3 separate regions of the Homo sapiens genome follow, and all the other regions are linked to region 3. Evidence: chromatin contacts called from ENCODE Hi-C or POLR2A ChIA-PET data. All regions are on one chromosome and are shown on one strand. The core of a region is the stretch at or near the end of the contact, and the rest is flanking DNA. Distances in the headings are between cores, read along the strand shown.

Region 1 (3,391 bases), core at 378-2,877, 7.4 Mb after region 3:
ATAGCAATTTCCAAAGGTCTTTCACTTTGCATTTTTCTTTGTATCCAGAATCGATAAAGTTACCAGGACTATTTCACAGTAATTAGACTTACAAAATCTTAACACTAAATAGACGCTAAGGCTATACATTCTTCCAATGTCTCAAGTCTATTGCTGGCCATCAGGAGCACCTGGATACGTAGAACATAAGAAAGTTTGCGAAAAAGGAATCAAAGCAACAGGAGGAGTCTGGTTTGAACGGTTATTTCAACCAAATTACATTAAGGACTGCTAACTGTTTTCTGCCCCACAAAAATACCCTTTGTAAATGTTTCCAAACTATAACACAGGTCCTCCTGGAGCAACGGCTAGATAAATTAACAAACTTTTAGACTTTACGCTCCCCTTTTCCAAACTCCAAGTCGACCACTCCCCATTTGTTAACAGAAACTTACTATAACTGATTAGATTTCTAACCTTTCCTAGGGAGAGCCAGTTCAATTCTAAAAGGGTTGGTCACATGGGTTGCTAAATTAAAATATAAAGCATTTCCTAACAGGGAAGGGAGGCTGGTCAATTGTGGTTATTTTTATCAGTAACTTTAAATATGGATCCATAGATTATCAATTTATGGCTGTCGTGGGTGTTAGAAGATGACCTAATCCCATCCCCATTTTCATTTAAAAAACTGAAACTAAAGCTCTGTAAAATCAAATGATTTAAAATCATCTGACTAGGCCGAGAAAGGATTAGCTCTCTAGAGCATTACGGTAACAATCATTCGCAAACAGGTAGCATTATCTGGCGACCCTGCTTTTCTGGAAATCTTGTCAATTATTCAGTTCCTTAAATTCCGTCAGCTACAACAGATGCATCAGCTCTTTCCACACTAACTTGAAAGAAGCACATTAGAAAATAGTCCTGACTTGTTTCTTGAGATCAGTAACTAATGAACTGACCTCCACCAGTCCTGCCTCAGGTCGTTAATGGTAAAAATTCTGTATGTCAGCCGCGTTTTGAGGCCTGTCCAAGGTGCTTGTGAGTCCCACATGTTGGAGTCGCAGGGCTTTTCAGTACATGCCCTCAGGCAGGCGGCGCAGTCACAGACACTGGTCCCCGGCATTTGGAAACAGGAAAGATGGTCCGAGGGGCCGAGGAGTTTTTCTTGCAACCTTTAAATTACAAGCAAGAAAAACGTGGGTTTTATTTCGGGCACAGGAATAGAATGAATTCTGAAATGGAGAACTAGAGGCCTGCGTGGGGAATGAGGGACAAGCGCGAGAAGAAAGGGAAAGGCCTTTCTCTCTGGTGACGCGCGATCACAAGGCGTTCCCTCTACGTGGACGCTCACCATTGGCGGAGACCGCACTGACGTCCCGGAACTCGCCCTGACGCGAACGGCGGCAAAGGCCCTCTTCCCCTGAAAGCTGGCGAGGCGCGCGCGCTCCCGCGGCACGCCGCGCCTCCGCCCTCCGCCCGCCAACCCGCTGGTCCAGTCCCTCTTCGCGCCCGCTTGGCTCCGCCCCCTTCCCAATTCGCTCCTCCCCCAACAGACTGGCGGCGCGCGGAAAACGCGTCACGTGACGACTGGCCCCGCCTCTTCCTCTCGGTCCCATATTGAACTCGAGTTGGAAGAGGCGAGTCCGGTCTCAAAATGGAGGTAAAACCGCCGCCCGGTCGCCCCCAGCCCGACTCCGGCCGTCGCCGTCGCCGCCGGGGGGAGGAGGTATTAGGGGGAGAGCGGGGGGTTGGTGGGGAATGGCCGGCGTTGGGGGCCTGGTTCGGTGGGAGCGGGGAGGCCGGGTGGACCGGGTCGGCCGTCCCGCGCTCTTGCGTTGAGACAGGCTGTGGGAGGGGGAGGGGAGCGAGAGTTGGAGACCTCCTTGGGGCCCCTCGCCCGCCTCGCCTTCACCTTCGGCTGCACAGGCGGCCCCTTGGAGGCGCGGCTTGGTCGGGGAGGCCTCGGGAGGGAAGCCGGCCTGCCGGCTGCGCGGCCTCCGAAGCGAGGCCGAGGGCGGCATGGCGGGCCCCGGCGGGAGCGGTTGGGAGGAGGTGGTGGGGGAGGGGAGGGGACGAGCAGGCACATCCGGGCGAGCGAGCAAGCGGGCGGCGGCCACATTGACATTGATCCGCCGCCGCGTTACGAAATGGCGCATTGGCCCGCAATGGCCGCCGCCTCGCTCTGCCGCCGGGAAAGCGAGCCTGGGATTGGAGGGAAGAGGGCGGAGGCGGCCCGGCAGAAAAAGCCGCAAATGGCCTCGAAGCATGGGGAGGTAGTGCTTTCGCTGAAGTTCTGCCGACGCTTTTCTAGGCCTTTTACGGGTCCTCTCCGCGAGAAGTCGATAATTGGCCTTTTCTTTTTTTCGCAGCATCCTGTTGGAAATACGAGATTGTTAAAAACTTTGCTGCTTTAAAATACTTCCTGATATATTTTTGCTAAAGTACTTACATTACACTTCTTAAACCGCCATGTGGGCGAAGGACTTAATTTTTGAGAATTTGAGTGTAGATGTGAAAAACAACCCAGCCAGCTCCTTCCCGGCTCCGGCCGCTGAGGAGGGTGGGTGGAGAAGAATTTGAGTATAGTATGTTAAGGAAGAATTTAGAAATGTTTTTTATCTTCATGTTTTCCCATTCTTTGAGTCGGCTCTGGTTGTAGTTTCCTGGAATTTTATTTAGAGGACTGCAACCAGAGTTGAAATTTTCACGTTTTTGCAGTACATTTAATGTGGATCCTAAATATTTTTGTCGATTTCGTTATTGTCAATCGAATACATTTATCCAAGACTTGAAAAGATGAGATTACATGAATTAATGCTTTAGGCTATTAACGTTTTTTTCTAGCATGTGACAATCTCTTCACATTAAACGGTTTAACATCTCTACCTCTAGGAGACACAGGAAGACATTAGAATGTAAATGTGAGCCCCTTATTTAAGAACTTCGGGTGAAGGAAACCTTAATGCATGCATTAAATGACAGTTCATGCAATGTGTTAAAAAGTCTTGACTAAAGTATAAAACAATTTCAAGACATCTTAATTCTTAAAAATCTCAATTTTTGTTTTGCTGTACTCCGTTCTTATAGTCAGACAATACATACCATTCCTAATGTAAGTCCAACTTGCCAGTTAGTTGTGACTCTTAAAATTGAGTTGTAAATTGCAGATTTTTGCAGCATATAACAAACATGGGTTATAGAAAGCTATTTGATCGGCTTTTTTTTTTCCTCAGTTTTTTTGGGAAATGCTGGTTTGGCTTAGGAATGCCTGTTTTAAATTAATTTGCTTGAAAGCAGTGAGTTTCTGTAAGTTTGACATTCAGAACTTTTAGATTGTTCTTCATCACAGTTTTGAGTTTAAATGTATGGGCCGGGCGCTGTGGCTCACGCCTGTAATTCTAGCACTTTGGGA
Region 2 (3,767 bases), core at 279-2,778, 5.3 Mb after region 3:
CAAGAGACCAAAGCTATATGGCTATTTAAAGATCAGAACGGCTGTTACTCACAATGATAACGCCAGTGGTCATGTTTCTTCAAATAGGACAAAAAGTGTGCTCAAAGAAAGTCAGTTTTTGTTCTGATTTTAAATGTATATCTTAAATGCATGCATTGTGACCGTCTCCATAATTTAAAACCTCTAAGAAATTTAAACTTTCACATTATAATTTAGGGATTAGTCAATCCCTTAGTACCAGTTAAATAATAGCCAGGAAAGCATTAGAAAACCTGAAGGTACATGTAAAGAAATGCTTTACATCACTATTTAAAATAGGTGTTGAATTTTAAGAGAAACATTTCTTTCACTAAAATTTCTGATGCCTAAGGTCCATCAGGAGTAATCTCTTTTACTCCATGATATTCACAGTAGTTTTGCTCTTGGCCTCACCAGTTTTAAGACTCTCCATTAAAGAAAGCCAATTTTATACTACCTAGGGGCACAAAAATAGTTCCCAGCTCCTCCTCTCTTTTTCCTCCTAGGTTCGGTTAAACGAGCGAACATAGAAAACACGTACACACACTCCCTTTCGGCCCTGGTCCCTAGGGCATTGATGAAAAGCAAATTATTTCTTTACATACGCTCTGCTGTCCACCCAGAGATTTAAAAAAAAAAAAATAAGGGAAAATACCAGAATCAGTCTGCACCCACACCTAAGCCCCGCCCCACCGGGAAAAAGCTGGGGGTAGCGGGATTGTGAGGGTGGCGGAAAGGACGGAAAAGGCCGAGACTTCCAGCTCCTAGGTTCTCCACACCATTCTTTCCTTCAAGCTGCACCGCAGCCAGGGACCCTGATTCTATTTTCAGCCGCGCCTCCCGATCCTCCTCCCCGCCACCATCACCAATACACGGTCCTCAATCGCTTGAATACTGGGTGGGGAGACCAGAGTGGGCCCTCTCCCCGCCCAACCCAAGGACTGTGGGTGGGAGAGGTCTCCCTGCGCACACGGCTGACTCGACGCGCGCCCCGAGGACCTCTGAACTGACCCAAGTAGGGTGAAGATAATTCGGAGGGAGGGGTCTAAGAGGGAGCCGTTATTCCTTTTTCCTCTGCCTTAGGAAAGCGCGCGAGAGGGAGGGGCCGGAACAACGAACGCTGGTTACCTAACGGTCCGGCCCAGCCAGTCAGGTTCCCAAAGCCCACACCGCGCGGGCCGCCGAGGTGGCAGCACAGCCACAATCGCCCCAAGGGCTAAGGAGCACGTCAGGAGCACCCGAGGTGATGGGAAACGGGGGGTGGGGACTGTGCTGAGCGACGTCGCCATGTTAGCGCCTTCTTTCTCCGTATCCCTACAGTCTCCAGCCCTGCTGACCTCTGCCCATCGTTACTCACCTTTCCAGGTCACTAGTTCATGATCCTTTCGGTCACCCGCGAGCCCTGAGCACAGCCGTGTTTACAAAGCACCCCTGGAGGAAAAGGCTGAACGGCACTTTAAAGGCCACGGGCTCCCACAGGCTTCCGTCCTCTCTCGCGAGATCGGACTGACAACCCCCGCCCGCTCGCCCCGCTCCCGGCATCCCCACCTTCCTTCTGGCGCCCCTCCCCTTCACCCACACGCCCCTTCTTGCCTTCCTTCTGAGGGAGCGCCTCCGAGTCAGGTGATTCCGTCAGGCTTAAGGAGAAGAAGGCGGGTCTTCGGCAGGGCGGGTAGAGGGGACGGGCATCAAAGAGCACTCGGGCGCTCATGATTGGACAAGGAGCCCGAAGGGCGGGAAGCAGTTCTGGAGGGGGCGGGACCAGAGGGCCCAAGGAGCGTTACTTCTGTAAACCCGGAGCTGTGGAAGACTGTGATTGGCTGTCGGCTGGAGGAGGGCGCGGGTGCAGGCGGCGGTGAAGGGCTAGGCAGGGCTTTGGCGGTGTGAGGGGAGGAAAGGTGGTGAGCTCCGGAAAGGCTGCTAGAGGGAAAGCAGGATGGGTCCTCCGAGCCCAGCCCCAGGAGCCGGGTGTCTCCGTTTCCGTCACTTCCCAGCACTAGGTAGGGAGGTGGGTAAAAGTAGGCTGCGTTCCTCAGCCCACCCCTTGGCTCCCCGGGAGCCTGAGGCGGGGAGCTTCGGGTTAGGTGAGGTTTGGGGGAGGCGGAGTTTGCTGGTAATTGCCCATCCCTCCCCTCCAAAAAACCCCACACAACTTAAAGATTTTAATATTAACTGTAAGGATGTTGGTTATTCAATAAATAGGCACAAGTTGAAAAGTATGATCAGAGGCCTCTGTGAGAATTTACATTATTCAATAAAAGATTTTCAGTGTCTTATTTTTTCCATTTATTAAATACTGATTTCTAGTCTGGAACAAAATTATGAACTAGTTTATATATTAACATAAAATACACTCTCAAAATTGTTGAAAGGTTTTGGGGGATAGTATGAGAGTTAATGAGCCTGAAGTTCAAGAATGATATCTGGCATAAAAGTGAAATTGTAATGGCATTGACATTTTAACAGGTAGGTCTCTGGACCGCATACATGTGTATAAGCCAACTCAGTCCTCTTTTAAAACTAATTTTAGTTAAGAAACATTAAGCCAAATTATTAACACTTTCCTACTTAAAATGAAAGTACCGTCCCCATATAGTAACAGTAATGTAGTAGTGCCATTGTAGTGTAACACTAATTATGTCAGCAAAACCTCACAGTTCAGATTACTCATGATGGAAATGGTGGACAAAATGTTTGATTGACATCACAATTGTTAGGTCTAGAACGCATTGATTAAATAGATGCTTCTCTCTCCATCTCCCAAAACAACTAATGTGAGAAAAAGAACTGCAAATGTTACGACATTTCAAAAGAAGTTTGGGTCAATTAGAATAGATTTTTTTAAAAAAATTGTTTTTCCATTTGAAATTTTTTCCAGTGTTGATTCAATTGGGCAGTAGCTTTGGTTTTAAATTTCTCATTGCTACTTCTCCAGTCTGTTGTCAAGCAGTTAGTTATCTACATGATGCATTCGAGAAACACATTATTTTAAAGAAAGTCTTTCAGTTCTTTTTAGACAAGAGAAGAACTGTTTAGTGATATGAACAGTACTCTGATCTGTTTTGATAATTCAGTTTTAGCTAATTTTCTAAAGAGAGGGTATACCTAAAGTGAGAAAAAAAAATAAGATAGGCGCAGGAAACAGGTGGAAACTATGCCGATCTGTTATATATGCATTTTGGCAGCCCGGCATTTAACAAAGGGTCTCACTTTATCCACATATTTCTAGTTCCACAGCAGTTTGTTTACTATAGTTTTTCTACAAGTGGGGAAAACATTCAGCATTGTCAAAATGAATGTAGTTACCATATTCAGGTCTGATTCCATGAACTTGTCTCACTACTTATTCATATCCTCATAAAATGCCACCCTTTTCCATCTTTGTTCTCACTTTTGCATTCCTCAATATCCCCAAGAGTCCTAAAATTCTTTACAGTCTTCTCTTTACAAACGCAGGAAACTTCTTGTAGACCTCTTCTTTGCCTGTCTTGTTCCATGATGCATCTACCCAACTTAGTTCTAAGAGAATTAGTGAGGGTCTAGTGAATCTCCTTTAAGAACCCAGCATAACTGCTAAATAAAACTAATATTCCTTAGATACAAAATGAGGCTATTTGAAGAAAATGCATTTCTGTCATGAAAATGTTAATAAATATCACAAGAAACAATGATGGTCTCTAAGTGCCCTCAAAATCTTACAAATGCCACACAATGTGGTATTTCCACCTTAGTATGATAGGGCTGCTAAT
Region 3 (3,895 bases), core at 148-2,647:
TGAAATTGCGCCACTGCACTCCAGTCTGGTCGACAGTGAGACCCTGTCTCAAAAAAAAAAAAAAAAAAAAGAAAGAAGAAAAGAAAGAGAAAGAGAAAGGTGGCCTACGAAAAGAATGGTTGGATGCTTAGTAATGGGGGAAGCTTTATTATTTTTTCAATTATTTTTAAGACAGGAGGAGACAAATTCTGACAAGAATTGAGCTAATAGAAAGAGAGGGGTTAAAAATGCAAGAGGATATTGGATGGAGTTGGGATCCTGAGAAGGCAGGATCCAGTGGTTAAGTAAAAGGATTGCAGGATTGCGTTTAAGCCTGTGGATGGACACCTCTTTGCATTATTATAGGAAGAAGAAAAAGAGTGAATGGACGATGACGAAGTAGAGAAGTGTCTGAGGCTGCTACTTCTAGGAATAGCAGAATTCAAAGTTATCTGTTATGAGAATCAAATGAGTTAAAACATACAAAGTTTTAGCATGTAAAGTTAATACATAAAGTTTTATTTAGTTTATAATTTAGTGATTCGTAAAATTATTGAGCAAATTTAACTTATCACTGTTATATGATGATCGTGACATACTTAACTCATGTAGAAGACCAGGAATAACCTGTTTTAATTATGTTTCATTCATTTCAAACACAAGGTTATGGATTGGAAACACTCCTGTTCTTCTTTGTTGTTGTTGTTGTTGTTGTTGTTTTTAGAGACGGAGTCTCGCTTTGTCACCCAGGCTGGAGTGCAGTGGCGCGATCTCGGCTCACTACAACCCCCGCCTCCTGGGTTCAAGTGATTCTCCTGCCTCAGCCTCCGGAGTAGCTGGGATTACAGGCGTGCGCCACCATGCCCGGCTAATTTTTGTATTTTTAGTAGAGACAGGGTTTCACCATGTCAGCCAGGCTGATCTCAAACTCCTCACCTCAAGTAATCCGCCTGCCTCGGCCTCCCAAAGTGCTGGGATTACAGGCGTGAGCCACCGCGCCTGGCCTTCTGTTCTTCTTTGGATTGCTTTTCCTACAGTTTTTGTTTTCCTTAAGTTGGGGTTTCATTCTGTCGCCCGCTGGACTTTGATAACAGTAGGAATGTACATCTCAGACAAAATGCAGATGCCTAAAGTACATCTGAAAGATGATGTGAATAATTCCTGTAGTCTATGCAAATAAAGAAATAATTGCCCTTATTAAAGATTTCCTATAAGGTGAGTACTTTATTTCAGTAGCTCTTAACTTAGAAAGTTGGGAGCCTAGCTTGGTCCACAGGCGCCCAGGAGAGAGGGGCGGGAGGAAGGCTCTGCAGCCCGAGGGGGCGTGTGTAGGGGCGGGGCTGCGGGCGGAGGAGCGCGGACGCTCCGGGTATCGCGAGAGTTGGGCGGGCCGAGCAATCGCAGCAGTCTATTCCCTCACTCTCCCTGGAGGAGCCGCTGGCCCTGGACTCTCCAAATTCTGAGCTCTCATCATGGCGGCGGCGGCCGCGGCGGCCGTCGGGGGCCAGCAGCCGTCACAGCCCGAGCTGCCCGCGCCGGGGCTGGCCCTAGACAAGGCGGCCACCGCCGCGCACCTCAAGGCGGCCCTCAGCCGGCCGGACAACCGCGCAGGTGCTGAGGAGCTGCAGGCGCTGCTGGAGCGGGTGCTGAGCGCCGAGCGGCCGCTGGCCGCGGCTGCCGGCGGCGAGGACGCGGCGGCGGCCGGAGGCGGGGGCGGTCCGGGGGCGGCCGAGGAGGAGGCCCTGGAGTGGTGTAAGTGCCTTCTGGCGGGCGGCGGCGGCTACGACGAGTTCTGCGCGGCGGTGCGGGCCTACGATCCCGCGGCGCTCTGCGGCCTGGTCTGGACAGCCAACTTCGTGGCCTACCGCTGCCGGACGTGCGGCATCTCGCCCTGCATGTCGCTGTGCGCCGAGTGCTTCCACCAGGGCGACCACACCGGACACGACTTCAACATGTTCCGCAGCCAGGCCGGGGGCGCCTGCGACTGCGGGGACAGCAACGTGATGCGGGAGAGCGGGTGAGTGGAGCCCTCCCCGCGGGCGAGGCGACCCTGGGCCGGGGACGTCGCGGGAGGGCCTGGAGCGGAGCACTGGGAGCCCACTCTGAGCTGTCAAGGGGAGGGTGCGGGGGAGGGTGCAGCCACAGGGGGATGGAGGTGACTGAGCTGTCAGCGGTGGAAAGGGGGTGGGGAGGAGAAGGAGGGGAGAGGAGAGCGGAGAGCATGTTTAGGAAACCGGGCTGTGAATTTTGGGGAAGCCAGGGTGGGTAAATGATAGCGAGAAAAGAGCCAGTGTATGGGGTAGGAGGGGAGTGAGGGGAAATGATTTTTGGGGAAGCTCGTGTCGAGCTGTCAAGTGTGTACTTGTTGGGAAAGGCTGTAAAGCCTGGTTCTTGGGAAGAGACTTAGGTTGTGATTTGGATTGGCTGGGAGGGGATGTTATTGGGGACCGTATTGGCTCGCGGGATGATGAGAGCTGGGGAGGTGGTCTTGTACGTGCAGGGAAGGACGCTTGAGGAAAAGGTCTTCTGAACTGCCAGTGTGTCTGTCACTGTGAGAGAAGGAGCTCTTGAGGGTTGAGGGAGGAGGGAAGGGGAGGGGCCTGCATGAAAAGTGACTGTTGAGCTGTCAGTGGATTATTTGGTATGCTGGAATGACATTTAGAATTGGGCTACTGAGCAGTCAGTTACAGAATACCCTCCATACCAGGAGAACAAACAAAATACTGAGCGAACCAGGAATCAAGTGTTAGGTCTTCTCCAGTTAAGGGCACTTTGTTCACTCACTGATACGTGAACCTCTGTCTAAAAGGAGACAACAAATGCCCTTTTGACAGAAGCGATGCATCAGATGTTGGGACTTATGAGAAAAGACATTTCAGAGTTTGCAGTGAGTTACAGAGAGTTGGTACATGTAGGGTCGTGGCTTGGAACATGATGTCAATGTCAGGGACAGTCTGAGAAAAAAGGAAAAAGTGAAAGGGGCGATTTTGGATGGGCAGTAGTTGAAAGAATATTAGCAACTACAGGTTGCTATCAGTTATTAAACTTCTTCAATTTTCAGGTCTTAGGATTAATGACAGAGTACAATCTTTTTATAAATGGTCACCTTTTTCTTCGGAGTACTTGTAAGGTTACTGTTACTCCAAAATGTTTGTACCTACTATGTGCAAGCAAGGCTTCTTGGATATTAAAAATGAATGAAACATTGACCAACCCCTTACTCTACTTGCACTGGAGTAGAAAGTAATAAATTCCTTAAACAATAACTTGGTAGCTAGAGGAGGGAGATGAGGTTTCTGTGCAGAGGGAGTAAGAAAAAGTCTTCAGAAAGGAGGTATTTTGAATTTGCTAATAATAATAACAACATAATTGCAGCTAACATTTGAGTTTTTTTTTTTTTTTTTTGAGACGGAGTTTCTCTCTTGTTGCCCAAGCTGGAGTGCAATGGCGCGACCTCGGCTCACTGAAACCTCCGCCCCCTGGGTTCAAGCGATTCTCCTGCCTCAGCCTCCCAAGTAGCTGGGATTACAGTCATGCACTACCACGCCTGGCTAATTTTGTATTTTTTTAGTAGAGACAGGGTTTCTCCATGTCGGTCAGGCTAGTCCCGAACTCCCGACCTCAGGTGATCCGCCCGCGTCGGCCTCCCAAGTGCTGGGATTACAGGCGTGAGCCACCGCGCCCGGCCAACATTTGAGTTCTTGAACTGTATGTCTGATACTTTAAAAGTACTTTTTAAAATTTAATATTTGAATAGGTAAAATATATAGCTAAAAAGTACACACACACACACACACACACACACACACACACACACACGGAAGTTTTTCTCACATCTAGTCTTCTATCTGTCCAGTTCCTTCCCGCTTAGTTTCTCTTGGTGCAGAACAAGCAAAGATGTTTCCTAGTTTTTCAG

The links. A loop is a pair of places that touch in the nucleus more often than their neighbours do. ChIA-PET counts read pairs that join two places held with the same protein, here RNA polymerase II (POLR2A). Pooled maps may share reads with other maps.
Region 1: a pooled map shows a loop between it and region 3 (12-fold over the local background). The contact joins the promoter of HNRNPA3 here to the promoter of UBR3 in region 3. A Hi-C loop is called at or near these places in 1 of 37 single-sample maps with no recorded cell type and 7 of 50 pooled maps. POLR2A ChIA-PET finds 5 or more read pairs at or near these places in 1 of 52 experiments (activated B cell).
Region 2: a loop to region 3 is called in a map of naive thymus-derived CD4-positive, alpha-beta T cell, with 20 times the contacts of the local background. The contact joins the promoter of ATF2 here to the promoter of UBR3 in region 3. A Hi-C loop is called at or near these places in 2 of 168 maps with a recorded cell type or tissue (CD4-positive, alpha-beta memory T cell and naive thymus-derived CD4-positive, alpha-beta T cell) and 9 of 50 pooled maps. POLR2A ChIA-PET finds 5 or more read pairs at or near these places in 1 of 52 experiments (activated T-cell).

The regions. Positions count from the first base shown.
Region 1 is chr2:177,211,167-177,214,557 of GRCh38, forward strand. It overlaps HNRNPA3 (heterogeneous nuclear ribonucleoprotein A3), which reads left to right and starts at 1,628. Exons shown (of 11, transcript NM_194247.4): 1 at 1,628-1,705. The coding sequence starts at 1,634. It overlaps MIR4444-1 (microRNA 4444-1), which reads left to right and starts at 1,560; the gene lies at 1,560-1,633. It overlaps LOC105373759 (a long non-coding RNA gene), which reads right to left and starts at 1,245. Exons shown (of 1, transcript NR_157853.1): 1 at 229-1,245. RefSeq lists a silencer at 1,266-2,055 and an enhancer at 1,595-2,266.
Region 2 is chr2:175,166,675-175,170,441 of GRCh38, forward strand. It overlaps ATF2 (activating transcription factor 2), which reads right to left and starts at 1,529. Exons shown (of 14, transcript NM_001880.4): 1 at 1,376-1,529. MIR933 (microRNA 933) reads right to left here and starts at 1,035; the gene lies at 959-1,035. RefSeq lists a silencer at 1,478-1,547.
Region 3 is chr2:169,826,057-169,829,951 of GRCh38, forward strand. UBR3 (ubiquitin protein ligase E3 component n-recognin 3) reads left to right here and starts at 1,398. Exons shown (of 39, transcript NM_172070.4): 1 at 1,398-1,996. The coding sequence starts at 1,452. RefSeq lists silencers at 1,192-1,751, 2,012-2,141 and enhancers at 3,159-3,660, 3,661-3,895.